Regions from separate parts of the Homo sapiens genome. Here all the other regions are linked to region 3. A link is a loop called in an ENCODE intact Hi-C map of the cell type or tissue named here. Cell type or tissue: dorsolateral prefrontal cortex. All regions are shown on one strand. Each heading gives the region's core, and the rest is flanking DNA. Links, peaks and the distances in the headings are about the cores only. Region 1 has its middle 33 kb from the start of MEP1B. Region 2 has its middle 79 kb from the start of GAREM1. Region 3 overlaps GAREM1 (GRB2 associated regulator of MAPK1 subtype 1). Region 4 has its middle 23 kb from the start of MEP1B.

The links. Hi-C counts contacts between places; a loop is a spot of excess contacts. Peaks named below come from ENCODE experiments on the same cell type or tissue, not always from the same donor. Only the 100,000 strongest peaks of a DNase experiment are listed, where the experiment ranks them.
Region 1: a loop joins it to region 3, with 4 times the contacts of the local background. A loop is called at or near these places in 53 of 110 quality-filtered maps.
Region 2: it touches region 3 in a loop (5-fold over the local background); 92 of 110 quality-filtered maps call a loop at or near these places.
Region 4: a loop joins it to region 3, with 2.4 times the contacts of the local background. A loop is called at or near these places in 54 of 110 quality-filtered maps.

The regions. Positions count from the first base shown.
Region 1 is chr18:32,153,046-32,160,908 of GRCh38, reverse strand. No RefSeq gene overlaps it. Among named protein-coding and RNA genes, the nearest start is that of MEP1B, 33 kb to the left of the region's middle. RefSeq lists a silencer at 2,678-2,727. In dorsolateral prefrontal cortex, for the core only: CTCF peaks have their summits at 2,469 and 2,684 (motif pointing left); a DNase peak (open chromatin) is centred at 2,678; H3K4me3 peaks cover 966 bases.
Region 2 is chr18:32,545,477-32,553,339 of GRCh38, reverse strand. No RefSeq gene overlaps it. Among named protein-coding and RNA genes, the nearest start is that of GAREM1, 79 kb to the right of the region's middle. RefSeq lists an enhancer at 4,252-4,805. In dorsolateral prefrontal cortex, for the core only: a CTCF peak has its summit at 3,908 (motif pointing right); a DNase peak (open chromatin) is centred at 3,909.
Region 3 is chr18:32,267,944-32,275,806 of GRCh38, reverse strand. GAREM1 (GRB2 associated regulator of MAPK1 subtype 1) reads left to right here. Exons shown (of 6, transcript NM_001242409.2): 5 at 5,424-5,590; 6 at 7,039-7,863. Among named protein-coding and RNA genes, the nearest start is that of MEP1B, 82 kb to the right of the region's middle. In dorsolateral prefrontal cortex, for the core only: CTCF peaks have their summits at 3,711 and 3,910 (motif pointing left); no DNase peak of the experiment used is centred there; H3K27ac peaks cover 516 bases.
Region 4 is chr18:32,162,760-32,170,622 of GRCh38, reverse strand. No RefSeq gene overlaps it. Among named protein-coding and RNA genes, the nearest start is that of MEP1B, 23 kb to the left of the region's middle. In dorsolateral prefrontal cortex, for the core only: no CTCF peak of the experiment used is centred there; no DNase peak of the experiment used is centred there.

The DNA.
Region 1 (7,863 bases), core at 133-5,132, 110 kb after region 3:
CCAGGTCATTACCCTGTTCAAAGGCCTGCAGTGCCTCTGGGGTAAAGGACAGACTCTCTGAGGACAGACTCCCAGGCGTCCTCATGATCTGGCCCCTCTGCATCTCAGTCTTTTCTCCCTGTGCCACACCCTCCTGAACTGTTCTGGGCACCCTGTTCTACTCACCCTCACCTGAACACACCTTCCTGAGCCTCTGCCCCAAGAATGCTTCCCCCTCCTGTTATACAGTTATGATTCACCTTCCAAAGTCCAGGCCAATGCTAATCCCTTCTATGAAGCCTTCCTCCCTCCTCTGAGCATCTATAGCACTTATTTTTGCCATATGTTGTTGAAAGTGCATTTATAGATATGTTATCGTTTTCCAGTAAGTTATAAGTTCCTGGAGACAGGATGATACCACACCCTTTGCCCCATATCCATAGTTTTTACCCTACTGCTGGTCTGAAAAATTATGATTTTACTAAAATATAATTTCGATTTGTTGGAAGTTTAACAAAAGCTACGTTTTAGGTAGTATCTATCTATATGGTTTATTGTAAATAACATTTCCTTTTAATTCAGTAATTTCCCACGTTCATGTGGTTCAGTGCTTAGCTTTTGGACTTCTTATTGGATAGGTTAAATTTATAACCAATCTTTATTAAATGCCTCCTCTGGGCAAGGTATGGAAATATGATCATTCAGACAAGGCATTGACTCTTACGTCATTTGCCTTCTAGAAATCCAAAGTTTCACGATTATGTTATAAAGGCTGCTGTTCAAATCACTAGGACATGTAGACGTGGTGATAGTATAGATCAAACTAAGGAAGGGGGCTGGGCATGGTGGCTCACACCTGTAATCCCAGCACTTTGAAAGGCCGAAGCAGGTGGATCACCTGAGGTCAGGGGTTCAAGACGAGCCTGGCCAACACAGTGAAACCCCGTCTCTACTAAAAATATTTTAAAAATTAGCCTGGCATGGTGGACGGCGCCTGTAATCCCAGCTACTCCGGAGGCTGAGGCAGGAGAATTGCTTGAACCTGGGAGGTGGAGGTTGCAGTGAGCTGAGATCATGCCACTGCACTCCAGCCTGGGCACAGAGTGAGACTCTGTCTCAAAATAAAAATAAAAATACAAAAATTAGAGCCGAGCATGGTGGCTTGCACCTGCAATCCCAGCACTTTGGAAAGCCAAGGCGGGTGGATCACCTGAGGTCAGGAGTTCGAGATCAGACTGGCCAATATGGTGAAACCCCATCTCTACTAAAAATACAAAAATTAGCCAGGCGTGGTGGCACGCGCCTGTAGTCCCAGCTGCTCGGGAGGCTGAGGCATGAGAATCACTTGAACCCGGGAAGTGGAGGTTGCAGTGAACCAAGATCGAGACACTGCACTCCAGCCTGGGCGATAGAGCGAGACTCAGTCTCAAAAAAAAAAAAAAAAAAAAAAAATTAGCTGGGTTTGGTGGCTCGCGCTTGTAATCCCAGCTACTTGGTAGGCTGAGGCAGGAGAATGGCTTGAACATGGGAGGCGGAGGTTGCAGTGAGCGGAGATCACGCCATTGCACTCCAGCCTGGGCGACAGTGAGACTCTGTCTCAAAACAAACAAACAAAAAAACAAAACAAAAACTAGGGAATGGGACCTTGAGTTTCATGGACCCTTGGGTACAGCAGGTTAGCTCTGAGAAGTGGCAGAGAGGTAGACATTCTCTTCTCCCTTTTGCCCCTTTATGATCCTCTACACTGTGTTGCAATATTCCTCTGCTACTGTGTCCACACCTTCCATTTTCCAAAATATGTATTCTGTTTCCCTTCAGTTCAGCAGACATATATTAAGCACCCACTATTTCAAAGGCATAGTAGAAAGCACTGGTTTCCTGATTCATCAATTAATGCTACATATTATTATAACGTATAATATAGATGTATATAGTCTATAATAATATATGGATTTCTATATGTATATTTTTATAAGCAGAGTAGAGTAGCAACTTAGTGAGGTTCTAAAGTAAATATGTTACATGAACCCCAGAGAAAGTAAAAGTACTCTTAAGAAGTCCTGGCCGGGCGCAGTGGCTCACACCTGTAATCCCAGCACTTTGGAAGGCCGAGGCAGGCAGGCGGATCACCTGAGGTCAGGAGTTGAGACCAGCCTGGCAAACATGGTGAAACCCTGTCTCTACCAAAAAAAAATTACAAAAATTAGCCGGGCATGGTAGCGTGCGCCTGTAATCCCAGCTACTCAGGAGGCTGAGGCAGGAGAATCACCTGAACCCGGGAAGCAGAGGTTGCAGTGAGCCGAGATCGTGCCACTGCACTCCAGCCTGAGCAACACAGCGAGACTCCGTCTCAAAAAAAAAAAAAGTTCTTAAACAGCCTATAAAAGCACGCCATAAAAGGTACGAAGGACGTGAGGCCACCTCAGGAAACAGCCAGCTCGCGACTGCACAGGAGACTCATTCTGGGGTTAACGCTTCTCAAGAGTGAAATTGATGAGTCTTTGCTGTGTATATGCATTTAAGTGTGTGTGCCTGTGCTTTTTTCTAGGGCAAACAAAATTATAAGGATGTGCGCACCAAATACAATAAATCACGGTCTCTTTCTCCTTTCCCGGTTCTAATTGCCCCAATAAACCCGCTCTCCACTCTCCAGCCTGCCACATTCCCCGCTGTTCGGTCTTTGAATGGTCGATGCGTAATGTCACGGTTCTAAGCTGCCACCTTGTGGCCATCCCACGTGTGTGTTTTAAGCAGCCTCTTCAATGTGCCGCTTGCCTAGCTCTACTTGTAATTTGATGCGGTTCCTTTTGCTTTCTGCGTTTTGTGCTTCCTTCCCCCAGAGCTGCTAGTTGTCCTGTCGTAGATTCACGAAACTGGATTACAATACTTGACATCATTCAGGATAACAAGTATACCAAGAGCTTAAAATTATGGCAGAGTTGCACATTGCTTTGAACTCTAGTAGACACCATTATATTTTTCTCCCAAAATACTTTGTAATATTTATTTTAAATCCCCAGTATCCGAAAAGCAACAACGAATTCCTTTCCCAAGCATTTATTGAGCACCTATTAGCCACTGCCTTTGGGAGTTCCCAGCCTCATGAGGCGACATGTGGGGCCATGTGGCAATTGCAAATAATGCAGGTGGACCGCTGTACAGGGGGGCCTGGGAAATCACTCTAGAATCTCTCTGAAGGGGTCAGCAATGCCTTCACAGAAGAGTCCAGGCTGAAGCTTAAGCCTGCAGGTCAGAGGGCCAAGCTTGGAGACAGGTTAGACATCCCAGACAGAAGGAAAAGCAGCACTATTTTGGTGAGGAAGTGCACGCATCATTCTGGGACTTGATCCCCAGAGCTTTGCCAGCCCAAACAGCACTCCAGGTGCTTTGAAGAATGTATTTATGCCAGGCACAATGGCTCACACCTGCAATCCCAGTGCTTTGGGAGGCCAAGGCAGGAAGATCACTTGAGCCCAGGAGTTTGAGACCAGCCTAGGCAGCATAGTAAGACCCTGTCTCTACTACAAATTTTAAAAATTGGCCAGTCATAGTAGCACATTCCTGTAGTCTCAGCTACTTGGGAGGCTGAGGTGGGAGGATGGCTGGAGCCCAGGAGTTTGAGGCTGCCATGAGCTATGAATGAGCCACTGCACTCCAGCCTGAGCAATAGAGTGGGACTCTGTTTCAATTTTTTTAAAATAATGTATTTAAACATTCTTAAGAGAACTCCTCCCTTTTTACCCAAATAAAATATACTGAACCATAAGGGCTTTCTGAATCAGTTTGACCAACCACTGCTATTACCCAATATTTGTGCTCTCTTCCCTTAATAGTTTTTCCATTTCACAATTACTTATTCTAAAGCAATACTAGGTCTTTTCACAGCCTGTTCACTCTTGAAACTGGACTGCAAACTGGCTGACACTGATGTCCCCAAGAAGCCACTGAAAAAATGGACTTTTGGTACCTAGTAGCAGAGGAAAGAGAGAGGAGAAGAAAGCTCTTGTTTTCTCTTGTCTCAACAGTACATGCCCACAGATTAGCTCAGAGATGGATAACTCATGGGCAGCAAACCCGAGCCTTAGACACTATAAGGGGGCCACACCTTGTGGCAAATGTTATCTGTATAGTAATAACATCCCACAAAAATAAGAAATATGGCTCAAATGTATCTAAAGGTTGGGTGATTAATAAATTAGAAATCTATTTAGAGTTGTTAGCGGATTCATAGGACTGTGTATTTCCCCAATCGTTAAAAATCGGCTACTCTGAGCCTTCCACAGAAGACAATTAAAAAATCGGCTACTCATCATGTAGAGAGGTCTGAGAAATATTGTGAGGTTCAAAATTTTACCATGCTGGACAAGACAAGAAGCACTAGTTTAGTTTTGTACAACACTTTTGTCTAGTTAATGCCTACTCTTCCCTCAGATCTGGCTTTAACTGGAATCTTTTCTGTGACCTCCCTGACGTAACCAAATTCTGCTATTATATGCTCTCATAGCATCATAGCACTTAACACACTTGGAGTTTTAGAGTTGTGAGCCATATTTCTTATTTTTATGGGATGTTGTTACTATACAGATAACATTTGCCACAAGGTGTGGCCCTCTTATAGTGTCTAAGGCTCCTAAGGGTTTGTGAGTGTGGATATAGAATATCTCTCTCCCACTACTGTAAAACATCATACGGGCAGGCCTTATGTCTTCCTGATCAATATTGTCTGTCCAGGGTTCAGCACAGTTTCTAGCACACACTAATAACTCACTCAATGAATAAGTACAATAAGCTAAAAGTTCCTGTGTCCCAGTCCTAGGAGATAAATCCAGGGATGACATGTCAAAGTAAACCATCTAAAGGTCTTGGTGGCTGGTAGCTATCTCTAGAGACCTAGACCCAGAAGTAGGTCTCCTAGGAGAGGAGACCCAGATATGTAGAGGAAGGGGAATGTGGAGCTCATAAATGTATCCTGCCTAACAGCCAAAGTCAGGGGCAATTCCACCTTTTATGGACAGTTCTCAGTGTTAAGAAAGAGCATTAGATTGGCCGGGCGCGGTGGCTCACACCTGTAATCTCAGCACTTTGGGAGGCCAAGGCGGGCGGATCACGAGGTCAGGAGATCGAGACCATCCTGGCTAACACAGTGAAACCCCGTCTCTACTAAAAATACAAAAAATTAGCCGGGCGTGGTGGCGGGTGCCTGTAGTCCCAGCTACTCAAGAGGCTGAGGTAGGAGAATGGTGTTAACCCAGGAGGTGGAGCTTGCAGTTAGCCGAGATTGCACCACTGCACCCCAGCCTGGGCGACAGAGTGAGACTCCGTCTCAAAAAAAAAAAAAAAAAAAAAGGCCTTAGATTAGGGTTCAAGTTCTGGATCTACCTACCATCAACCTGGCATACAACCTTGGATTAGACATCTAACCTCATCAACCATGAATCAGATTCTTAATCTGTAAAATGGGGATGATGTCTGCCCTATCTACATCATCATTGTGAAAAACAAGCAAAATCATGGACCCTAAAGTACAGTGAAATTATAGAGTATTCGAGAAATATAAGGGTGGCATTTTTTTCTAAATACAATAAGTCCTCAATGTCATCAATAGGTGCTTGGAAACTGCAACTTTAAGCAAAACAAAACCAATTTTACCATAGGCTAATTGGTATAAACAAGAGTTTAGTTTCTTGTGGCATTTTTCTGGTCACAGAAACATCACCAAACTTCTAAATAAAGACACAAAACACTTCTAATATTAAACATTGAAATAAATGTGAGCTATATATACCTTTAAGAAATATTAATAAAAACAAGTAGCATAATTACCCAATTTTTGGTGAATCAGTGAGTGATGGGGGTTGCAATAGTGGTGGATTAAATCAAGGAATAAATGTTCGCAAAGCAAAAAATATCAGAGTACTTCCTACCACTATGCAGCTCAAAAACAATCACAGACATGGCAGGCTCAATAAGCACTTTTGTCCTGCATCATTTATTTTCATGCATGTATTAGTGTGTTCTCACACTGCCATAAAGAACTGTCCAAGACTGGGCAATATATAAAGGAAAGAGGTTTACTTGACACACAGTTCTGCAGGGCTGTGGAGGCCTCAGGAAATTTACAATCATAGCAGAAGGGGAAGCAAACATGTCCTTCTGCACAGGGCGGCAGGAAGAAGTGCCAAACAAAGGGGGAGGCCCCTTACAAAACCATCAGATCTCATGAGAACTCACTCACTATCACGAGAACAGGATGGGAGAACTGCTCCCATGATTTAATTATCTCCACCTGGTCCTGTCCTTGACGCATAGGGATTGTTACAATTCAAGGTCAGATTTAGGTGGGGACACAGCCACATAATATCAATGTATTTATATGATTTTCATATATTTTGTGAAGTTTTATTTTACCATCATATGTATTCATACCTTTATTCATTTTCTAACCCACTTATTTCAGTTCAGGCTCACAGATGGCTGGATTCTCTTCCAGAAGCTCAGGGTGCAAGGTGGGAAATGACCCTGGAGAGAATGTAATTCCATTACAGGACACGCTCACAGACACCCACATACTCACTCCAACTGGGACCATGTAGACACACCAATTAACCTAATGTGTACAGCTTTGAGATTTCGGAGGAAACTGGAATATCCAAAGAAAACCCACTCAGACATGAGGAGGATGTACAAACCCCACACAGACAGTAGTCCCCATTGGGAATCAGTTTTTTCTTTCTTTCTTTCTTTCTTTTTTTTTTTTTTTTTTTTTTTTGAGACGGAGTCTCACTCTGTCACCCAGGCTGGAGTGCAATGGAGCGATCTCGGCTCACCACAACCTCCACCTCCCGGGTTCAAGCAATTCTCCTCCCTCAGCCTCCCAAGTAGCTGGGATTACAGGCATCTGCCACCACACATGCCTAATTTTAGTATTTTTAGTAGACACGGGGTTTCCATGTTGGTCAGGCTGGTCTCAAACTCCTCAGGTGATCCACCCTCTTCGGCCTCCCAAAGTGCTGGAATTACAGGCAGTTTTTCCACATTACAACGAAACCATGTTGAACAAAGTCATGTTATTTGAGGCCCTGCTGTGCTGCTTTTTTATGATTCTCCTCTTCAGCTTCTCCTAATTTATAAAATATGATTTATCTTTTCTTTTTAAACCTTCAGTTTTTTCCCATTTCTTTTTTTTTTTTTTTTTTTTTTTTTTTTTGGCTGCACAATCACGGCTCACTGCAGCCTCAACCTCCTGGGCTCGAGCAATCCTCCCACTTTTGCCTCCCAAGTAGCTAGGACTACAGGTGCACACCACCACACCTGGCTAATTTTTAAAAATTTTGTAGAGACAGGGCCTTGCCATGTTTCCCAGGCTGCTTAAGTTTCTATAGTTTTTCTGGATATTTGTCTATCTGTTAACTTTCATTGATTATGCATCCTAATAATTACCTAAAATAAACCCAATTTCTCAAAGGCCCCATAAAGACTATTTATCTTAATGTCCTAGTAGCTCAGTGGAACGAGAGCCAATATCATTTCTTCCTACTGTCACAAAGCAGATCAACAAACACTTATTGATTACCCCACTACATGTTAAATGTTAGTTAATATCAAATGAGTAATACAACAATCACATTTTCAAAAATTTCACAGCCGGGAGACTTCTGGTTTCAAAATGACAGTGTAGAGGTAAGCTGGTTTCACTCTCCCCCCGTAGAATACCAAAAAGTATATATACAGCACTGAGATTTTCACCAGCAACAATCCAGAGCTCAGATCTGAGGATGAGACAGTTTTCAGGGCCTTAGAGAAATGGAAAACCTCTGAGCAGACAATAGGAGAAATGGATTTCTACATCTGTAATGACCCTCACCCCGATTCTGCCCTGTACCA
Region 2 (7,863 bases), core at 1,159-6,158, 280 kb before region 3:
AGGAGCCATAGGACTTGGTAATTGAGTGGACAAGGTGGTGATCAGGAAGAGAAACCGGCGTTCCTAGATAGTAGGAGCCATATGACTTGGTAATTGAGTGGACAAGGTGGTGGTCAGGAAGTGAAACAAGCATTCCTAGACAGTAGGAGCCACAGGACTTGGTAATCGAGCAGATGAGGTGGTGGTCAGGAAGAGAAGTGCCAGCGATGACAAAGGAATGAAGGGGGTATCACACCTGGATAAGGGCTTTCAGAGGGGCAATAATGAGTTCACTTTGTGTCATGCTATGTTTGAGATTCCTGAAGAAAGCCTGCTGCAATGCACTACCTAACCCCAGGGGGATGCCAGTCACATAGACTACCATGAGAATGACCCCCCATGGAAGGACAGGGACCAAACTATGTAAATGTATATGGTGGCTCTGCTGGGGCTCAGGAGAGAGATTCTTGTTGGAGATGAGGACTTAAGGGTCATCAGCATGTAGATAGTATTTGAAGCTCAAGAGTAAATGAATTCCTCCTACTTCTCAAAGAGAGAATGTAGAGTAGGAGGGTCAAGAACCTAAAGAAACTATTATATTTACTAAACAGATGAAAAAAGAGAAACTCACAGACAAAAGTAAGAAAGAAGAATCGGTAGGAAGAGAGAAGGCAAAGAAAAGGAGTCACCAACACCAAGGGAAGAGGTACTTGCAGTTTAGGTAAATTGCCACCAGGTGGAGTGTGGTCTCTGAGTAAGAGTCTTCTCAAAAGCAGCTGCGAGGGTGTTGGGCTGGCCAACAGATTCGCACACCTGTAGGTCTTGTGGTTCGTATCTCTTAACAGACCCATAAAAAATGGAGGAACAAGAGTTTCATGTAATAATGTAGAGAAGAAGAGCATTGATAGAGGAACAAAACTAGGTTCTAGTCTCACCTTTGCTACTCTCTAGCAAGAAAATCTTAGGTAAATCTCTTTCTCTCCCTGTCCTCAGTTTCTGCATATTCAATATAAAAAGGTTGGATTAGGTGTTTTAAAGCCCTTCCAACTATAATATTATGATGAGAAAATAACAGGCCGGGCGCAGTGGCTCACGCCTGTAATCCCAGCACTTTGGGAGGCCGAGGTGGGTGGATCACCTGAGGTCAGGAGTTCGAGACCAGCTTGACCAACATGGTGGAACCCCGTCTCTACTAAAAAATACAAAAATCAGCCAGGCGTGGTGGCGGTACCTGTAATCCAAGCTACTGGGGAGGCTGAGGCAGGAGAATCGCTTGAACCTGGGAGGCAGACGTTGCAATGAGCCGAGATCACACCATTGCACTCTAGCCTGGACAACAGAGCAAGACTCCACCTCAAAAAAAAAAAAAAACAAAGAAAGAAAAGAACAATAACAAACACATATACAGCACATATCTGGGTCTGATACTGTGTCAGGAGCTAGAGATGAAAATAAAAAAAAAAAGAATAGAACAAAGTCACTTCCTGCCATTGCAGGTCTAATACTCTAGCGGGTTAGATACACTTGTAAGCTCAGAGTCACAGCAGTGTGGCAAGTGATGTAATGGTTGTACACACTACTATGGAAGCACAGAAAAGAAGCTAACTGCTCTCAAGTCTTCATGGAGTAGGTGACCCTTGAATGAACTTTAATCATGGGTAGAAGGCTTCAAGAGATCATGGTGAAAGGAATCTTATCCAGAAGATATAGACTGTGCAAAGGCCTGGAGGTATATGACAGCGCTATGTTTTCAGTTCAATATGGCTAAAATATAAGCACATGGAGGGAAATAGATGTAACCAGAAAAGTGGACATGGACCAGAGAGGTCACTACAGGTCTTAAGTATTATAGTACATGTGTGTTTAAATCTTATTTAGTTAACAAACATTTCTATAGAGATTGTGGTATACTCCAAGTACTGTTTTAAGTGCATTATGAATATTAATTCATTTAAACCTTGCAAAAATCCTACACAATAAATACTACCATCGTCCCCCATTTTACAGTGAAGAAACTGACACAGAGGTTAAGTAACTAACCCTTGTATAAACATAAGCCTCTCAAGTGATGGAGTTGGGGTTCCAGCCGAGGCTGTCTGGCTCCCAAGCTCCTGTTCTTAACAATGCCATATGCTATAGGAGGAGAGAGCCAATTAGATTTAACTGGGAATAACAGCATCTAATTTGCATCTCAGAAAAGTCAACCAGCAGGGGCGCAAAGGCTGAAATGGAAGGAATGACATGCGGGGGAGGGGGTGGGACGCTGTCACAGTATCTCAGGTAAAAGACAACATGTGCCCAAAGCAGTGGAAACTTTGAAAAGGAGGAGACTTACAAGGTGTTTAACAAGTATTCTTTCTGGGCCTGGTGACCAATTGAATGGAAAAGAAAAAGAGCAAGAGAAATCCAAAATAACACCCAGGTTCCTGACTTAGAGGACTGGGCAAATGAGCAGATATCACATATGTGACTAACTGAAATTGAGAATAGAAGAATTTTGATCATATTGAGTTCGATATATAATAGACCATTAAAAATGTAGGGTCTGGAACTCAGGAGGAATGTCTGGATATTGACTTGGGACTTATTAAAGTGAATGGTGGGCCGGGAGCAGTGGCTCACGCCTGTAATCCCAGCACCTTGGGAGGCTGAGGTGGGTGGATCACCTGAGGTCAAGAGTTCGAGACCAGCCTGGCCAACATGGCGAAACCCCGGTCTCTAGTAAAAATACAAAAAAAAAAAAAAATTAGTGTGGTGTTGCATGCCTATAATCCCAAGTATTCCAGAAGCTAAGGCACAAGAATCGCTTGAACCCGGGCGGCAGAGGTTGGCGAGGTTGGCAAGGTTGGCAGTGAGCCGAGATCGCGCCACTGCACTCCAGCCTCAGTGACAGAGCAAGACTCCATCTCAATAAAAAAATAAAAATAAAGTGAATTATGGTTGAAGCAATAGAAATGAGTAAGGTCATCAGGAGAGAATGGGTAGAAAGAGAAGAAAGCTAAAATCAGAACCTTAATGTTGAACAAGCAAAAGAAAAAAAAAATAAGGATAAGGCTATATAAGATAGGAGGAAAGCCAGGTAAGAATGGTACCACATTTTCATTATTTAATTGTTTGGTTGTTGTTTCTAAAAGATTACTTGAAGTTGTGTGTTAGAATAGAGGTATAATATATGATGTCACATGTCTATAACTTTATAAGGTCTTTGTGGGCAGGAATCATATTCAATTCATCTGTATTTCTCCATACCTAGAATAAAACAGATCCTTGATAAATACTTGGTAAATAAATAAATCTTCTTAATTTGTAGGCTTTGACATTCTAACAGATTTAACGTTTTCTCACTTATCTTGGATACCCACACCACCTTGGCAAAAGATCTCATCCACTATTCCAAAAGATGAACAGTGTATCAATTTGGTATATCAAATACTTATTCTTAAATGTGCCCAAAAATGAATACATTAACTGTGGGTCTAAATTCTGCATCAATCCCTTAAAAAAGTCATAAGGCGTCTCACCACCCTTTCTTATGCCAAATTCAGGCAGTAAGCTTTGCAAAGACTATGGGCTCTGGAGTCAGGCAAATCTGATTTCAGCCCACAGCTCTGGCAGGCCCAGTTCTTTGATTTTGAGCAAGTCACTTGATCTTGCTAGGCCTTGGTTTTCTCAGCTGCAAAATGGTGATATTATGTACAGCATAGGGCTGCTAGGAGGATGAGATACACAAAGTCCCTAGACTGGCTGCCGTCCTAAAGTAGATGCTCAGTAAGTATTAGACCCTTTCTCCTCTTTGGCAGTATAGCAACTGAATCATATTCACTGAAAAAAAAAATTTGAATTTGTAAGAAATGCTCCCCAGAAGCTAAAGGCTTCCTCTGAGGCTTTACTCCTGCAACGTCATCAAGAGCCACCAGGTGGTGGTGGTGCCTGTTAGGGGACCCTAGGTCAGGCGTCCTTCCCAGCAGGGTAATTACCTTCTCAGTGCTAAGCATCAAATTCTATTTCTCATATGCTTCTTTCCATAGTATTTTATATACAACCTTACTAAAATAACAACCTCTACAGATTAAACATAAACCACCCCAACATGTGCATATTAATGATAATATATACAATTTGAAATAAGATTTAATGAAAAAGAAATACTTAGGTACACATCACATAACTTCCTGATTCCCTTAAATGGTTTTTAATTATTTTTTGACTTAATCTAACCTTGATTTTAATTCCCTCACATTACTTGTGATTCATTCTCATATTGGCAGAAGGCTAATAGCTTTTGGACTGTGCTTAACCTTAGAATTTGGCAAAACACTATGGAAAAAGCCCTTTGTCCTTTTCACCTGCTGGGAGATTAAATCCCCTAATTAGCAGGCTTAGAGGAGAGTCACTTCAGCCAGTACTTAAGAAAATCTTGCCCTTTGTCTGCCGTTTCAGAGCTCAGCTGTCTTGGTGCTTCCTGTATTTATCCACGCTGAAATAGAAAATTACTCACCGGTCTCTCCAAGCCCCATGACCATTGACTTCTAATCAAAACCCTGTTCCCAGAGGTCCCCTGGCTCCTGCAAGGGCACCCTGATTCTCCATGCTTGCTAACAAAGCCACTCCACAAGACCACTCTGCTTTCTTTTGAATGCTGATACAGGGTCAGGTTTGGGTTGCTTTGTGTCCTGCAGTTCTTGGCACCCTGTGCCCGTTTAAGCCCTCTGCTTATAGATGTCAAGCATGTTTCCTAAACTTTTAAGCAATTTTGAGTGCTAAAAACAAGTAACTAAAAAAAAAAAAAATTAAGGTGTCATTGTCTTTAGGGCCCTCAAACTGCTCTATGTGATGATGTAATGGTGGATACATGTCATTAAATATTTATCTAAATCCATAGAATGTACAATAGCAAAAGTGGACCCTAATGTAAACTATGGACTCTGGGTGACAATGCGCCAATCAATGAATGTAGGTTCATCAGTTGTAACAAATGCATCACCCTGGTGGGGATGTTGATAGAGGGCGAGGCTGTGCAGGGGCAGGGGAGTAAAGGTACTTTCTCTGTACTTTCCACTCAATTTTGCTATGAACATAAAACTGCTCTTTTAAAAAGTTTTTTTTTAAGAAAACCCTGACAAATAGATCTGAGGAAGGCCACGAGGAGTGGGTTTTTATATTTGTATGTCTGATCATAAAAGCTATAATAAAAGCCCATAAAAAGCAAAAAAAATAAAAATAAAAATAAAATCACGCATGGGTAAAAGGTCTGTTCCAAGTAAAAGACCAGTGGAATTTGATACATTACAGTGTGAAAAGTTCATGCATATGGTTTAATAGTCCACATTGTAACTAACTTTTAAGAAACTATCACTTGTTGAATTCTGTTATAGTCTATGAGAACAGCTACAATTACCTGAAAAAGATATTCAAATACACCTCCTTTTTCCAGCTACCTCTCTCTGTGAGGTCAAATTTTCTTCATATTCTTAAACCAAAATGACAAATTTCTGCAGAATGCAAAAGATATGGGAATCCACGTGTCTTCAATTAAGTCAGATATTGAATAGATTTGTGAGAATATAAAATAATGTCACTCTTGTAACTAATTTTTCTGGTTTTGGAAAATATACTTTCCACAAGAATATTTATGTTAAAATGTAATGGGCTTATTATTTTTAAGTAAATAAATAATTTAAAAATGTGAAAAAAAATCTTTTTTTTTTTTTAATAGTGTCACTGCTCTGACAGTTTCTACACTGTGATGTAGGTCCTGGAGGCGGCTGTGGAGAAGAAAACAGGAGGGTGTGTTTATCAGATTGTTATTAAGCACCCACTCTGTGCCGGTAACTGTTGCTGGACGAGGGGATGAATTAGGCAGATCTGGCCCCTGCCCTTGGAAATCCTGCAGTTGAAACAGAAGGGAAAAAAAATTAAACTAAGCCACCTAATTAATTACTTAATTTCACTGTGATAAATGCAAAGAAGGTGCTCTGAGAGTGGTTCCCAGGGAGCAGCTGGAAAGGGCTATTCCTCTTCCCCGTCATTCATTCTTTCCTTCTTCAACAGCAAAATGTTGAGTAGTTGAGTTAGAGCAGTAGGTATCAGAGCCGGGCACGGTGGCTCACGCCTGTAATCCCAGCACTTTGGGAGGCTGAGGCGGGCGGATCACAAGGTCAGGAGATCGAGACCAGCCTGGCAAACATGGTGAAACTCCGTCTCTACTAAATATATAAAAAATTAGCCAGGCGTGGTGGCAGGCACCTGTAGTCCCAGCTACTCAGGAGGCTGAGGCAGGAGAATGGCCTGAACCCAGGAGGCGGAGCTTGCAGTGAGCCGAGATTGTGCCACTGCACTCCAGCTTGGGCGACAGAGCGAGACTCCATCTCAAAAAAAAAAAAAAAACAGAGCAGTAGGTATCAGTCCCTCACCCGTTCACCACCCCAATCATGTTAAAAGCAGGCCTTTAAGACCCAGATAGCTGAAATGTTACTTCTGTGACCATCTTTGAACTGACACCTGTGCTGACCTCAGCTGGGCCCCTCCAAAGAAGCAATGCTGTAGTTCCAAAGCCATCCAGAAGTCAAGATGGTTCAGCCTCCCCCAGCTGCCCTCAAGCTTCTAATTTATGTACTTGCAAGCCACATGGCAAGCCAGGCAGAAGGCCATCAGACTCTTTGTCTCCACCTCTCTCCTCTGTTCGTTCTTACCTCTCCTTCCCTCCTGCCTTTCTCCAAAACGTCTTTTCATTTGGTGTGCAACAGAGAAGAGGGAGAAATGTAGAGCTATATCACATAATAGGAAATTGTATCTTGAGAGTATTTTCATCAGACTCCGTAATTGTCATCTTTTGAAAAGAACATGTGTAGGGAAATAGACATTCTCATCCATTGTTGGTGAGATGAAAGAACCTTTCAAGACAGTGATCTGCCATCTTCCAACAAAACAAAAGTATCCAAGCCATTTTGACCAAGCCATTCTACTTTTGGAGCGTTTCTTTAAGAAATCAAGAATACATCCATGAGGATATTAATTGCAGCACTATTTAATATAACAAAGAAATAGATAACTCAATGTCCATCAATTAGAGATGGTTAAATTAGGGCTCCTTTCTACAATGAAGTATTATATATTTGTCAAAAGACCAGATGGAGAACTGTATTAACTCAGTGGAAAGAAGGCTATGACACAGAAAGTAAAAACATTATTCTAGATACACTGTAGAACAGTGTTCTAGAATATCTAGAAGATACAGTGTTCTGCAGTGTATCTACTGTATCTAGAATAATCTCACATTATTTAAAAACAGAGTGCTTACGTATGTGTTTGATATGCATTATTAAAAGTCTGGAAGGCTATGCAGAGTAAATTTTACCCCTAAGGAGTAAAATTTAGGAGAAAGGAGCTTTTATTCCCTATATGAGAGAGCAGCACTTTGGGAAGCGAAGGCAGGTGATCAGTTCAGTCCAAGAGTTTGACACCGGCCTGGGCAACATGGGGAAACCCTGTATCTACAAAAAATATGAAAACTTTGCCAGGCTTGGTGATGCATGCCTGTAGTCCCAGCTACTAGGGAGGCTAAGGTAGGAGAATCACTCAAGCCTGGGGAGGTTAAGGCTGCAGTGAGTTGTGATCACATTCACTGCACTGCAGCCTGAGCAATAGAGCAAGACCTTGTCTCAGAGAAATAATAATAATTTCATTTAATTTGACTGTTGCTTATAGTGAGCATGAATTACTTATTAAGGAGAAATTAACAAACCAACATTTAAAAAAAATTTATCTGCTCTAGAACAGGATAGTAATAGTAGACTCGTCGGTCTACTTAACGTAATGTTGATGCTTATTTTATGACAGTTCAGTATTTAATTGAAAACAGCTCCTTTTTTTCAGAGCCTCTCT
Region 3 (7,863 bases), core at 897-5,896:
CTCGGGAGGCTGAGGCAGGAGAATTGCTTGAACCTGGGAGGCGGAGGTTGCGGTGAGCTGAGATCGCGCCATTGCACTCCAGCCTGGGCAACAAGAGCAAAACTCAGTCTCAAAAAAAAAGAGATAGACTTACTCTGAAGGAGCAGGAGGAGAGAAGTATGCTAGCGGTGGGGCAGCTGGGAAGAAAAGCTTTAGGCCGGGGAATTGCTCAGGAAGCGAGGCTTTGGGTACTCCGTGTATCCGCACTGTGCTCATTGACCCTGTCATCAACAGGACTTTGGTTCCAGGAGTTTCTCTGTGAATAGTCAAGGTACTCATAACCTGAAATTAACTACACATAGGCAGAGATCACCGTCATCTGCAATGGACGGTAACACCCACCTCAAAACAGAACGCCAGCTCTTCACTGAGCGTGAGGGTTGGAGGTTCATTCCTGATAATACAGGGGCCCCTCTCTCCTTGTGTTGCCAGTGGAAGTCCAGTCATAAACATTACATTGGAAATAAATAGAAAGGCTTTAGTCCATTAGGCACAGTATAGTCCTTTAGATCTTCATTTTAGAATAGTCATTACTCTGGGGTGTGCTAGATTAAAGCCACAGCGCTTCCTAGTTCAGGAATACTGTCACTGTCATTTTCACCATGACACTGTGTCAAAGGGTGGTGGTAGAGTTGGTGGTGGTCATATGTGGCAGGTCTTCTGGTGCCTTTTTTTCCCCTAGATTGACTCAGGGTCACCAAAAAAACTTAACATTCAGCCCAAATGACTTGTCAGTAATAATTTCCACATAAACATATAAAAGATATTCTATGGTATATGGGTTTTTTTAAGTGCCTTTTTTTTTTTTTGTATTTTTTGTGACATTTCTTAACACCTACCAGGCATTCTGTGTGACATGTTCATGCCAGGAGTGACAAATCCCCAAACTCTGCTATCCCCAGGATAGTAATAACAAGGGATAGCTAAAATGGCAGTCCCTACATTTTAGCTCGCAGGCTCATTAAATATAGATGGAGAGTGGCACACAGAGTGTGTAATGTGTGGGGCTGGCCCACAGGAACTGGTGTTTAGGTGTGGTGGGCAGTAAAAACTAAACCAGAGAAAGGGGCAGGAAAGCACAGGGTGTGCTGGGGGGACACTGAGTCCACCACTTTGCATGGACCTGCGTGCCCATATAGACTAGGAGCAGTGGGAGAGATTGCTAGAAAGATGCGTGGGAGCCTGGTCGCACAGAGCCTTGGGTGGCAGGCAGGGGAGGCCAGCCTTTATCCAGGAATCAGAGGGAGCCGTCGGAGACAGCGAGTAACATGATGAGAGCCACATGCTGAGGCTTCCAGAAGGGATGTGCTGAAAATGTTACACTTAAAAGCTAAATTGAATATGAAGGAAAACTGGAGATAGGGTGATTGACCGTCTAGTCTTAAAAATTGCCTTTTATTGACAGATAAAATTCATCTAAAGCACAGCTACCTTCCTCCTGGATATAAATATCCTGCATGAATCAAATCAAGAAGCAAAGAGTAATAGAACTGTTACTGTTCTAAGAGTAAGAGATAGGAACTAAGATGGTACAATAAGCCCTCACTCTGTCACTTCTGAATCCCAGAACGCATACAGCCCACCATAGCATGTAATTCTTCCCTTAAGATGCAGAGAAATAGGCCATCATCGGAGCGGCCACCCATGCAGCAACAAGTTGAAAATAATAATGCCACTTGGAGATGTGTCTGTGGAGTCCTCAGCTGTGCCCACCTGCCGTGGGCTGCCCCTCACCTGCCTGGCGTAGTGCAAGCCACTCACTCTGTGCCTCAACAGAATGACACTCAAAATTCTTGTCATGAATGGAGTACCTTTAAAGTCATCCTTTAAAACAACAACAACAACAAAACACCTTTCTCTAAAGTGAGTTTCAAGTAAACCTAATTCTTTTACCTTGACCTCACATAACAACACCCAGACTGCCCTCCCATCACAACAGAAAAAAATCCCTGGCCTCATATTCTTGTTTCATCACTGACAACTTCCCATCTCCTAAAAGTAAGAATCAGTTTGTTTCTCTCTCTCTCTCTCTTTCTTTCTCTCTCTCTCTCTCACACACACACATTAGTTCTTTAACTCCCTTCAGGAGTCATGTGGCCACCCCAAAAGCTCTATGTGTCTCAAATTCTGTCTTGAGCATCAACCATAAACACTCCCAGTTGGCCCTGGCTACCTCCTCACCAGGCCCTTTAGCTTAGAAATGCTTCTCTTCACTACTGCCCTCTCCTCACCATTGTGGGAAACCTATTAGCCCTTCAGGAGTCCCTAGTTTTGAAGGTGGCAGAACCAGCTCTAAGTGACCTTGGGTACCTGGGGTTGATTATAAGTACAGGAAGAGGGGAGTTCGGGAGTTCCTTTAGGTCAAATTCAACTACAAGTGGCTTCTTTTCTGAGTTTATAAACCTAAGTCAGCCAACTATTGTAAATTAAAATGCATATTGTAATTGACATCTGAGCATATTATAATTGACATCCCAGGTAAGTGTTTCCTAATGAAACGTCATATTTAGTGGCTAATTCTAAAATTTTGAAAGTGCTAAATTGAATCCAGCATTAACCATGTTTTCCTCATGTTCCACTCTAATCCAATATTGGGAAGTAGCTAAGTATTTATTTTAAAATTGAAAAGTTAACTGACAGAGTCCTTATCGTCTCACATTTTCCATGCGCCCTATTTCTATAAACATAAATAGAACCAAGCACATCTGTAATAAAGTGACAGCCATCCACCCTAAATTCTATAGATATTCCCTAAGAAAGAAACACATCTGGCTACCGTGCAGTTCACTAACAAGACAGAAGGAAGATGAACCAAAGCCAGAAAGCGGGGTGGCCCAGCCTGAGCTCCGGCATCCTGGTTGGTTCTCAGCCTCTTAAGAAGACCCGCCTGGCTAAGGAGGGTGGATCACCTGAGGTCAGCAGTTCGAGACCAGCCTGGCCAGCATGGCGAAACCCCCTTTCTACTAAAAATACAAAATTAGCTGGGTGTGGTGGCGCATGCCTGTGATCCCAGCTACTCAGGAGGCTGAGGCAGCAGAATCGCTGGAACCTGGGAGGCGGAGGTTGCAATGAGCCAAGATCATGCCATTGCACGCCAGCCTAGGCAACAAGAGTGAAACTCCGTCTCCAAAAAAAAAAAAGACCCCAGAATGGTGCAAGGGTCTTTCCTGGGCCAGCCCAGCCAAGCATTCCTCTCACGTGATTATCCAAACTTCATTTCCTCCCGGGCATCCTTTCTGCAGTCATCCACCACCTTTTTAAAAGCTCACAAGGGGAAAGCCTGCGTCTATTGTGGAAGAAATCTGCTGCTCCGAATATTTTCTTTTAGTCTAAAGAGCTTCTCCAGATGAAACCGTTCCCTTTCACCAACCCACTGGGCCCCAGTAACCAGGGCTGTGGGTCCTGCAGGTAGGAGCAGTGATCCCCAGCCCCGGGAAGAAATGCAGTTGATAAGACTTTTTAAATTGCTTCCATTTCATTTAGAGTTGGGTTTACTGGGCTACCCATAGCCATGAGTCTTCTTAATGGCTGGTTTTCTCTGGCAAGTGAATCAGGCCAGGGATGCGAGGTAGAGGTCCCGGGTGTGGTGTAGATAGTAGGAGATGCAGTGTGATAACATGAACCCATTTCATTTCCGCTTAAGCAAACTCAATACCAAAGCTAATAGGAGCTTGCTGTTTCATTGTCTTATCCCAGAGCTGCTTGGCCAGAAAGGAATTGAAAGTGAAGGTGAAAAACTTGGTGGGAACATAGCCTAAAAGTAGACAAGGTATGCATTTCAAAGCATAGCATTTTTGACAGAGTCAGAATTGGCTCTGTTAATATTTTTACCTCTATAGCTTAGGGTAGACTAGCAGAGCCAGGTATAAACTGCCCCCTGCTGCCTGACACGTAGAAGTACATGAAAAATGTCACTTCATTAGTAATTATATTCTGAAATGCCTGCAAGGAATGGAAGGCAAATTAGGGGAATGGCAGGCAGTCTCAGAGAAGCCATGGACAGCACAGATCAGCTAGATCCTCTCCAGTGTGAAGACGAAGGAAATGTGAGAGAGCTGGAAGCAGCTCTTATAAAAAGTACTTTTTGGATGTAGAGAGCCGCTTCATTACTCCTTCTGCAGCCTTGTCAGTGTGTGGACCATGGTCAGGTAGCATCAGTATCACCTAGGAACTTGTTAGAAATGCAGATTCCCAGGCCCCACCCTGGGTCAACAGAATCAAAACCTGCATTTTAAACAAGATCCCTAGATGATACACACTCATATTTACATTTGAGAAGCCCTTGCCTGGCTCAATGTCTCATACCTGTAATCCCAGCACTGTGGGAGGCCCAGGCAAGTAGATGCAAGGAGTTCAAGACCAGCCTGGCCAACATCGTCAAACCCCGACTCTACTAAAAATACAAAAATTAGCCGGGCATGATGGCAGGCGCCTGTAATCCCAGCTGCTCAGGAGGCTGAGGCAGGAGAATTGCTTGAACTCGGGAAGCAGAGGTTGCAGTGAGCCAAGATGGTGCCGCTGCACTCCAACATGGGCAACAGAGCAAGACTCAGTCTTGAAAAATAAAAAAAATAAATTAAAAAAATTAAAAAGTAGCCCTGGCCAGGAACGGTGGCTCATGCCTATAATCCCAATGCTTTGGGAGGCAGCCTGAGCAACATGGTGAAACTTCATCTCTACTAAAAATACAAAAAATTAGTCAGGTGTACTGGCGCACACCTGTGGTCCCACCTCTCGGGAAGCTGAGGTGGGAGGATCACCTGAGCCCAGGAAGCAGAGGTTGCAGTGAGCTGAGCTGAGATTGTGCCATTGCATTCCAACCTGCGCGACAGAGTGAGACTCCATCTCAAAAAAAAAAAAAAAAAAAAAACATCCCTGAACATGACTTCAGAAGGAGCTTTAGCTCTGGACCAGGTCCAGGGTTCTCTAAGGTTTGGATCAAATTGAATTCAGCTTGAACAATGAAAAAAACACAACCTAATAGAAGAGATGAATCCTCAAGTTAAATTTGTGAATGCCTTACGTTCTTATTTTCTTAATACTTCCTCTTTATCCATCCTCACATGTCACTAGCTCTTTAACCATAGACACTTTAACTTGCCGTATTTCATATTACTTTCTATATTTCAGCAGCAGCCAGCATTTGCCAAGCAGTTTCTTTCAAAAATCATTCTGTCCCAGCAAGTGTGTGACAGGCGCCTGATTTGCTCTCTGGCAGCCTCTGTGCTTCCTATCATTCTTGTTTACTTCAATCTTCTCTCTGCCATGCTTACACCCTGCTGTTACGGTTTAAGAGTGTGACTTGAGCAAGTCTTCAGGATTGAGCTGGCGCCCCGTGGCATTGTCAGTCTGTTGCTAACCTGGAGTGTTCTTTTCTGCGCCAGGTCAGAGAAGAATGCCGGCTCCTGAACGCCCCACCTGTTCCACCCCGAAGCGCAAAGCCTTTGTCCACCAGTCCCTCCATCCCTCCTCGCACAGTCAAGCCAGCGCGGCAACAGACTCGCTCTCCCAGCCCCACCTTGTCCTACTATTCTTCAGGGCTACACAACATGTAAGTCTTCCTGCCAGGTCCCACTGCACGCTTATCTTCTCATCCACCAGTTCATGGGTTCTTGAAAGCATTTTCACGGTAGCCCTAACAGGCAGGGTGGTGGGAGAGGAAATGGCTTTTTAATTTTCTAAATAATTTTACTGAGTGAGCATGATGGGGCCCCTGTTTGTTTCGAGCTAGAATGGAAGAGCCAATGTCTTGGGAAGAAAAGATGCCACACCAGTCTGAGAAATTCAGAGGTAAAGGCCAACTAGATTCTCCTGGAAACAACCCGGGGGCTGCCATCAGTTCTCACAAGTCAGCATCTGGTTCTTTCCACTTTGACACGAGCAGACAGCACCTTCAAGCAGACAACACCTTCGACCAGGACCTAAAATGGAAAGGGTCCCATTGGCTATCTACTCTGAATTTCCATCCAGACAGGAGTCCCCTTTTGACCATCACTGTTGAGTGGTCATTTCCTTTTGTCTGGATACTTCCAGTGCTCTGAGATCATTCTTCTGCAACACAGCTCATTCCATTGTTGGCAAGTACCAATACTTAAAAAAAAACACCCTTTATTATATTGAGTTGAAATCAACCTCTGTGTAACTTTCAATCATTTCTTAGGTCTAAAGAAACAAAAATAGGTCCATCCCATATCTCTTTGTCAACTCATGAAAATTCCGAGTCAGCTATGATAGAAGTCTTCTCTTCTCCAAAAGAAACATCCTTGCGTCCCTCTACTGTTTCCCCGACATCACTGTCAGACCCCTCACCGGCCTGCTCACCCTCCTTTGAGCACACTCTAGTTTCATGTTGCTCTTAAAACCCCCCAGAGCCTAAGCTACCGCTCCACATGTGCTCATTACAGTTTAAAGTAGCTCTCTTTGCAGGTACTTTTTGTTCTCTGGACATTTAAATCTTTGCGCTAATGTTACTCGATTGTTCAGAAACTAAGACAAGGATAAACATTTTATTTGAAGGATTTCCTCCTGCCTCAGACTTTTGGGTGGAAATAGAGTCACGGGTGGTGTGATGCCATCATGTCACTGTAGCACAAGCATGGCAAGCATGCGCCACTCATTTACTATTCTCTCCTTCTACCCTCGCTCACTGCAGACATCATTCATCAATCATGGCACCTGTTGGTGCAGAGCCTACACGTGACTTAATAATTTTCCTCATCATAAAGATCCAGGCACCTATTAACAATTATTTTCTTACTAGCTGAAATATTTATTTTATCTCCACTGTAGCATTTTAAATCATTATGTACATATCTACAATTACCAATGTATTTTATTAAAGATTCTTTAAAAAAAAAACCCAGTGAAGTTAGCAGGAATTTTATTGAATTCAAAACTAACTGCGCTTTTCTACTCAGCAGTAACGTCTATAAATAACAAAAGCCTTGGGATTTGGCTTTTTTCTTTTAACTGATTTCTCCTTCTGTGTTTGCTTTTAAGCAGCGTCACTAAAACTGACACAAATCCTTCTGAAAGCACTCCTGTTTCCTGCTATCCATGTAACCGAGTGAAAACTGATTCTGTGGACCTGAAATCCCCGTTTGGAAGTCCTTCTGCTGAAGCTGTGTCCTCTCGGCTCTCATGGCCTAACCATTATTCAGGAGCATCAGAAAGCCAGACCAGGAGTGACTTCCTGCTGGATCCAAGCAGGAGTTATAGTTACCCTAGACAAAAGACGCCAGGCACACCAAAGAGAAACTGCCCAGCACCTTTTGATTTTGATGGCTGTGAGCTCCTGGCCAGCCCCACTAGCCCAGTCACTGCAGAATTCAGTAGCAGCGTCTCTGGTTGTCCCAAGTCAGCCAGCTACTCTCTGGAGAGCACAGATGTGAAATCTCTTGCAGCTGGTGTGACAAAGCAGAGTACGTCATGCCCTGCCTTACCCCCCAGGGCTCCAAAACTAGTGGAAGAGAAGGTCGCCTCCGAAACATCTCCTTTGCCTCTGAAAATTGATGGTGCTGAGGAAGACCCCAAGTCTGGGTCACCAGATCTCTCGGAGGACCAGTATTTTGTTAAAAAGGGCATGCAGGACATCTTCTCTGCCTCCTACCCTTTCTCATCTCCGCTCCATCTCCAGCTGGCCCCCAGATCCTGTGGCGACGGTTCCCCATGGCAGCCACCTGCTGACCTATCAGGACTCTCTATAGAGGAAGTGTCCAAGTCACTACGGTTCATTGGTTTGTCCGAAGATGTCATATCATTCTTTGTTACTGAAAAGATTGATGGGAACCTGCTTGTTCAGCTAACGGAAGAAATCCTCTCAGA
Region 4 (7,863 bases), core at 2,767-7,766, 110 kb after region 3:
GAGCATAATTTAGTGAATGGTGGGCATAGTAATCAAAGTTCAGGATTAGCCTCAGGTCTACCTGAGACATGACTTCTATTCGTAAGTCCCTATTAAATGTTTCTTTCTGAGAGGGGGAAAAAAAAAAGGACCTTTCAGGATTAATGATCCTGTAAAACACAACCTTCTAAGAACATAAATAAATAAAAGAAATCCAGGCTAGTTATCAATTATGCAGTGGCATTTCCCAACTAAAGATTTATTTGGGCCTCAAATCAACCTTCCCTTAATCCAAAATCTGACTTGTCTCATTATAAACTGTGACTTAACATTTATTTCTGGTTCTAAAATCAGAATTTTGGAGAACTGAAGGATACAGTTGGTATTATAATATTTCAATTTCTGATAAGTTTCCATGAAAAACAATGGGACAAACTAAGAAAAGCCTGAAACAAATGGCTGGGATGTCTAAAATGTTTTAAATCTCTTTGTAATTTAATTGTTGATCAAACATGGTGCTGTGTGTCTTCAAGTGCCGAGCACTGACCTGGGCACCAAGGGTACAAGTTTTTTTGTTTTTTTTGTTTTGTTTTGTTTTGTTTTATTATTATACTTTAAGTTCTAGGGTACATGTGCACAACGTGCAGGTTTGTTACATATGTATACATGTGCCATGTTGGTGTGCTGCACCCATTAACTCGTCATTTAGCATTAGGTATATCTCCTAATGCTATCCCTCCCCCCTCCCCCCACCCCATAACAGGCCCCGGTGTGTGATGTCCCCCTTCCTGTGTCCAAGTGTTCTCATTGTTCAATTCCCACCTATGAGTGAGAACATGTGATATTTGGTTTTTTGTCCTTGCGATAGTTTGCTGAGAATGATGGTTTCCAGCTTCATCCGTGTCCCTACAAAGGACATGAACTCATCCTTTTTTATGGCTGCATAGTATTCCATGGTGTATATGTGCCACATTTTCTGAATCCAGTCTATCATTGATGGACATTTGGGTTGGTTCCAGGTCTTTGCTATTGTGAATAGTGCCGCAATAAACATACGTGTGCATGTGTCTTTATAGCAGCATGATTTATAATCTTTTGGGTATATACCCTGTAATGGGATGGCTGGGTCAAATGGTATTTCTAGTTCTAGATCCCTGAGGAATCGCCACACTGTCTTCCACAATGGTTGAACTAGTTTACAGTCCCACCAACAGTGTAAAAGTAAAAGTGTTCCTTTTTCTCCACATCCTCTCCAGCACCTGTTGTTTCCTGACTTTTTAATGATTGCCATTCCAACAGGTGTGAGATTGTATCTCACTGTGGTTTTGATTTGCATTTCTCTGATGGCCAGTGATGATGAGCATTTTTTCATGTGTCTGTTGGATGCATAAATGTCGTCTTTTGAGAAGTGTTTCTTCATACCCTTCACCCATTTGTTGATGGGGTTGTTTGTTTTTTTCTTGTAAATTTGTTTGAGTTCTTTGTAGATTCTGGATATTAGCCTTTTGTCAGATGAGTAGATTGCAAAAATTTTCTCCCATTCTGTGGGTTGCCTGTTCACTCTGATGGTAGTTTCTTTTGCTGTGCAGAAGCTCTTTAGTTTAATTAGATCCCATTTGTCAATTTTGTCTTTTGTTGCCATTGCTTTTGGTGTTTTAGACATGAAGTCCTTGCCCAGGCCAAGGGTACAAGTTTTTAACAGCCCTGTCCTTTAAGATCCCACTGCCAGGCTGGGTGCGGGACACACATCTGTAATCCCAGCAATTTGGGAGGCCAAGGCATGGTGCATCACTTGAGGTCAGGAGTTCAAGATTAGCCTGGCCAACATGGTGAAACCCCATCTCCACTAAAAATATAAAAATTAGCTGGGTGTGGTGGCGCACATCTGTAATCCCAGCTACTCTGGGGGCTGAGGCAGGAGAATTGCTTGAACCCTGGAGGCAGAGGTTGCAGTGAGCCGAGATCATAGCACTGCACTCTAGCCTGGGTGACAGAGTGAGATTCTGTCTCAAAAACAAAAACCACTGCAAAAAATCAAGATCCCACTGCCAAAAGGCCAAAAGGGATGGCTGTTGGAAAATTAATTACATCAAGATGGCTACAACAGAACATGGCCAAAGTATTTGAGAATAAAACATCAGAGGAAGTAGCATCTCGGAGAAAATCTGCTGTAACTTTTCCAATTGCTCTGTAAAGAAGATACTTCTCAATCTCTTTCTTAATCATCCATTATGCTGAATTTGGCTCTATTGAATATTTCTTCATTTTAGAAACTCTTTATGTCCTATTTACCCTGAAACCTCTCTCCCTTTTTCTCGAACCTTGCTGAATTCAGCCAGATTGGCAAACATGCCATATTCTTTTTATGATCTCAGTAGCTAGCAAGATACCTGACATATGGTAGGTACTCAACAAATATTTGCTGAACTAAACCAAACCAGGTCATGCCTTGACAAAGCTCCAAGAATTCTTACTCAGGTTCTTCCTCTGCCAGACCCTTGCCACATCTTCCCACACTACATTCATTCACTCAGTAAATATATGTGGAATGGCTATTAAGTGCCAAGATCTGTTCTGATAAGATAGAAATGTACAGAAAAGGCTTCTTTCCATACAAGAAACTAGGGAAGCAGAGTTAAAATAGCTACCTTGGTATTAAAAAAAAATTCTGGCTGAGCACAGTGGCTCATGCCTGTAATCCCAACACTTTGGGAGGCTGACATGGGTGGATCACTTGAGGCCAGGAGTTCAAAACCAGCCTGGCCAACATGGTGAAATCCCATCTCTACTAAAAATACAAAATTAGCCAGTGGCACACACCTGTAATCCCAGCTACTTGGGAGGCCGAGGCATGAGAATTGCTTGAACTGAGGAGGTGGGAGTTGCAGTGACCTGAGATGGCACTATTTGCACTCCAGCCTGGGTGAGAGAATGAGAGTCTGTCTCAAAAAATAAATAAATATAATAAACAATTTTAATATATATAGAGGCTACCATAAAGGAGCTACTCTACATACTCATTTTTTGAGATCAAATTTACTTGATAAACTTAATTTTATGATTACATAAAAGGGCAAAAAAAAATCTTTTCTGAGAGCCAAGGATACAGCAAAACAGGCAAAAATCCCTGCCTTGATAGAATTTACATTTCAAAGTAGGACACAGATAACTAAAATATAGAGCATGGGAGAAGGTGCTAAGAGATGTGGGGGAAAAAATAGGTTTATTAGGATTTGACCAGAGAAACAAGACCATTAAGAGGTATTCACAGTGGTGGGCTGGAGCTGGCTAGTACTGGCCTGAGAGAGCTATCAGCATCTTCTCTCTTCTCCCCATTCAGTGATGTCACATTGGTGGCTTGAAATTGGCCATGGTAAGAATATTTATACCAGGAAAATTGGCAAATGCTACAAATTAGGGTTTTTTTTTTCTTTTTCCAGAAAGCTGGTTGTTAAACATTTATCCGCATACCACAAACATAAACATGTGTAATGGCTTATTATAAGGACTTATTGTAGGGATTTGCCTACATGCAAATGTGGGGGCTGGTTAAACAGTCTATATGGAGGCTATTGCTTCTGTGTCAGGCACTAGTGCCTGAAATCAATAGGGCAGGTAGTCAAGAAAGGAAGATGGGCTGGGCGCGGTGGCTCACGCCTGTAATCCCAACACTTTGGGAGGCCAAGACGGGTGGATCACGAGGTCAGGAGATCGAGACCATCCCAGCTAACATGGTGAAACCCCGTCACTACTAAAAATACAAAAAACTAGCCAGGCATAGTGGCGGGTGCCTGTAATCCCAGCTACTCGGGAGGCTGAGGCAGGAGAATGGCGTGAACCCGGGAGGTGGAGCCTGCAGTGAGCCGAGATCGCGCCACTGCACTCCAGCCTGGGCGACAGAGCTAGACTCCATCTCCAAAAAAAAAAAGGAAGATGGTAATGAAGTAAGGGAAGCAAGATGGAACCTACACAGCTGAGCTGTAAACCAAGAGGATTGACTGGACTTCTTATGGCTCTCTCACCGTCTCTAAGCCTCCAATTTTGGTGATATGGAGGGTGGGAGGAGGCGTATTGAGGGAGAAGCTGGCCTCCTTCACCATGGAGCTAAACACATCTCTCACCTAACAGTCTGAAAAACTAAAGGAAGATCCAGCTAGAGCTAGAGGAGTGGTCAAGGGTCCAGCCACTGCCCTGTGCCAATCAGGCGAGCCAACAGGTAGCAACAATGCACTGAGCTGCACTAGTCTTCTAAGTGTAAAACAAGATGGTGGTTCCTTCAATTCTGCCTTCTAAGCATGTGAGACACATATCTGTGGCCCATGTGACTTCAGAGCTCTCCAGGGAAGAGAATCTGGGAATGATAACTCCAGCTCAGCTAAGTTAGCACAATATTCATCCACCATGGTTAAGAGAGGGAATAAAGAGTGTCGGGGGAAGGGTAGAAATATTCAATAGGATTGTCAGGGAAGGATTTAACAAGGAGGTGACATCTGAGTAATGATATGAAGGAAGTGAGGGGGCAAGCTCTGGGGATTTTTATGGGAAGAGAGTTCCAGCCATAGGAGATGGCAAATACAAGGCCTTGAGTTGTGAACACAACCAACATGTTCAAACAGCAGCAGGGATAACAGTGTGGCTGGAGGGAGCAAATGAAGAGAGTAGCAAGAGGGGAGGTCAATTTGTTTGAGTGCAGTAGAGAGAGGGAAGGGCTTGTAGGACATTCCAAGACTTTGGCTCCTACTCACTGTGGCATAAGGATCCACTGGATGATTTTCGAGCAGGGGAATAACAAGATCAAATGAGTCTTAGCAGGATTATTCTGGCGGCTCTATTGGGAATACACTGAAAGATTGACAAATGCAGATTATGAGGTTATTGCAGAAATCCACAGGGGAACTGAGGACAGCTTAGACCACGGGAGCCACAGTGGGGATGGTACAGAGAGGTCAGATCCCAGGAATATTTTGAAGGTGAAGTCCATGGAAATTTGAACTGGATGTGTAGTATCAAAGAAAAAGAGGAATCCAGGCCGGGCACGGTGGCTCACGCCTGTAATCTCAGCACTTTGGGAGGCCGAGGCGGGTGGATCACGAGGTCAGGAGATCGAGACCATCCTGGCTAACACAGTGAAACCCCATCTCTACTAAAAATACAAAAAATTAGCCTGGCGTGGTGGTGGGCACCTGTAGTCCCAGCTACTCAAGAGGCTGAGGCAGGAGAATGGTGTGAACCCGGGAGGCGGAGCTTGCTGTGAGCCAAGATTTTGCCACTGCACTCTAGCCTGGGTGACAGAGCGAGACTCTGTCTCAAAAAAAAAAAAAAGAGGAATCTAAGCTGAATCCAAGTTTTAGAGCTAAGCAACTATACCAATAAAGTTGCTATTAAATAAACCTGGAAAAGCATAAGGACAACTAAGCTTGGATGGGATAGGAGGAGGTCAGGAGTTCAGTTTCGACAAACTAAGTTTGAATTTTCTCTTAGACACCAAATTGGAAATGACAGTTGGATCTATGAAGAGGTAAGTACAGGCTAAAGATACCAATTTGGGAGTAACCGCATGCAATGAGAAATATTTAATGCCACAAGATTGGATGAGATCACCAAGGCATGAACAGAGAAGAGAAGGTACAAGGACTGGTCTCCACTAAAAGTTCAGGGACATGAGGAGAAACAAGCAAAAGAAACTAAGGGACTGAGCAGAGAGGTAGGAGAAGAACCAAGAGCTTAGTAGCCTCTGACTCCAGTGACAGAAGAAGGAGGAGGTGATCAGCTGAGTCAGGATGCTGCAGACAGGTCAAATTAGACAAGAACTGAGAGCTGTTTGTTGGATTTACCAAAATGGAGGTCTTTGGCTACCTTGTTAAGGACAATTTAGGCAGACTAGAAGCCATAAAAGCCATACCAGCATGAGTTCACATGAGAATGAAACAGAGAAGTTAGAGACGATGAGTACAGACAATTCTTTTGAGGTGTAAAAGGAAGGACAAAAATGGAACATGAGCTGGAAGGCAGAATGGGGTCAAGGGTTTTGGTTGTGGTTGTGGTCTTGGTTTTGTTCAAACTAGGAGAAATAATAGTATGTTTGTATACTGATAGGAATGATCCACAAAGAGGCTGGATTTTATGAAGGACAGAGGGAGAGGACAATTGCTGAAGCAATGTTATTTTAGGAGGTGAGAGAGGATGAGATCTGTTCCACTGTGGAGGGGTTGCACTCTGAGAAAAGTTACTTTCATCCATAGAAGACCAAGCACTTGAGGTCAGCAGACCGAGGTGGATAGGTAGGTAGGTGTGTGGGTAGGGAGATTGTGGAAGTTCTCTTATTATTTCTAACCTCTCATTTCTATATAAATGGGGTAAAAGTATCACCTGAATAGGGTTTTGGGAGAATTAAGTAAGTTAATACATATAAACACATAGGAGGGTTATAGTGAATGTTAGCAACTATTAGATATTATTCCATGTTAGTCTGGGTGACCTAATTTGTTCTCATGGTTTCGGTGACCTCCTATCCTTAACCTTCACATTCAAAATCCAATTCCTGCTGGACGTATCTCAAAATCAACTCATTTAGAACCCAATTCACTTTGTTCCTCCTAGGGAAAATCTATCTCCTGCAAGCTTCTCTCTGTTAATGGCTCCTCCCACTACCTGGGCACATCAATAGGAACACCTGAGTTTTCTGGATCTCATCCTGTCCTTCATATTCACACCTAAGCCATATCAAGCGTGGCTCATTCTTCCTCCTCAACATTTTGGAAACCCCCTTCTCTCCTCCCCCACCCATCATCCCTACCACATTATCCTTTCAGATTCTCAGCATCTCTCTCTTCTGGACTTTGGCCTCCTAACTGGCTCCTTCTGTCAACATGACCCCCTCTTCTGTATGTACAGAATGGTCTGTCCAAAATGCAAGACACCGTGTCACTTTCTGTGTTCAGCCCTTCAGTGGCAGCCTAGAAGCTGCAAGAGTAAATGCAATCTAGACAGCATGGCGCTGGAGGTCTTCCATCTATATTTATAACTTTGCCTAGTTGTAGATCTCCTGTCCCCTCCAACCTTGTACTCAATATGCCAATTATACCAAGTGTTTACAGCTTCCTTGCACAGTCCTCCCCAAAGCTACATCCCCAAACTGTTTTGTTTTGAGACAGAGTCTAACTCTGTCACCCAGGCTGGAGTGAAGTAGCGTGATCACAGCTCGCTGCAGCCTTGACCTCCTGGGCACAAGAGATCATCCTACCTTAGCCTCTCAAGTAGCTGGAACCACAGTTGTGCACCACCACGCCCAGCTAATTTTTAAATTTTTTTAAGAGATGCAGTTTCTCTGTGTTGCCCAGGCTGGTCTCAAACTCCTGAGCTCAAGGAATCCTCCCACTTCAGCCTCCCAAAGTGCTGGGATTACAGGCAGGAGCCACTGTGCCCACCCTCTCAAATTGCTTAGTGCCTCCAAGCTAATGCTTAGTTGTCCTTTAACTCTTGGCTTAAGCACCATCTCCTCCGGGAACTCTTCCTGACCTCCAGCTTGAGCCAAGTGCCCTTCCTCAGGGCTCTCACAACATCACATCCAAAACCCAGCACATGAGGGCTCCATGACTTAGTTGATATGTATTAGATGAACTACATTTAATTGATTAAACCATGTTAGATGACATCTTGAAGTCCTTTCCAGTACTATGATATTACAACAGATATTTCTGTTTTGGTAACAATTTTATTGAGATATAATACGCATACCATGTAATTCACCCTTTTGAAGTATACAATGAAGACTGGCTTTTAGTATACTCACGGCGTTAGCTGTCACCACAACAATTTTAGAGCATTTCATTGCCCCCCTCCCCAAATGCTTCTACCATTTAGCAGTTTCTCCCTCGTTCTTCA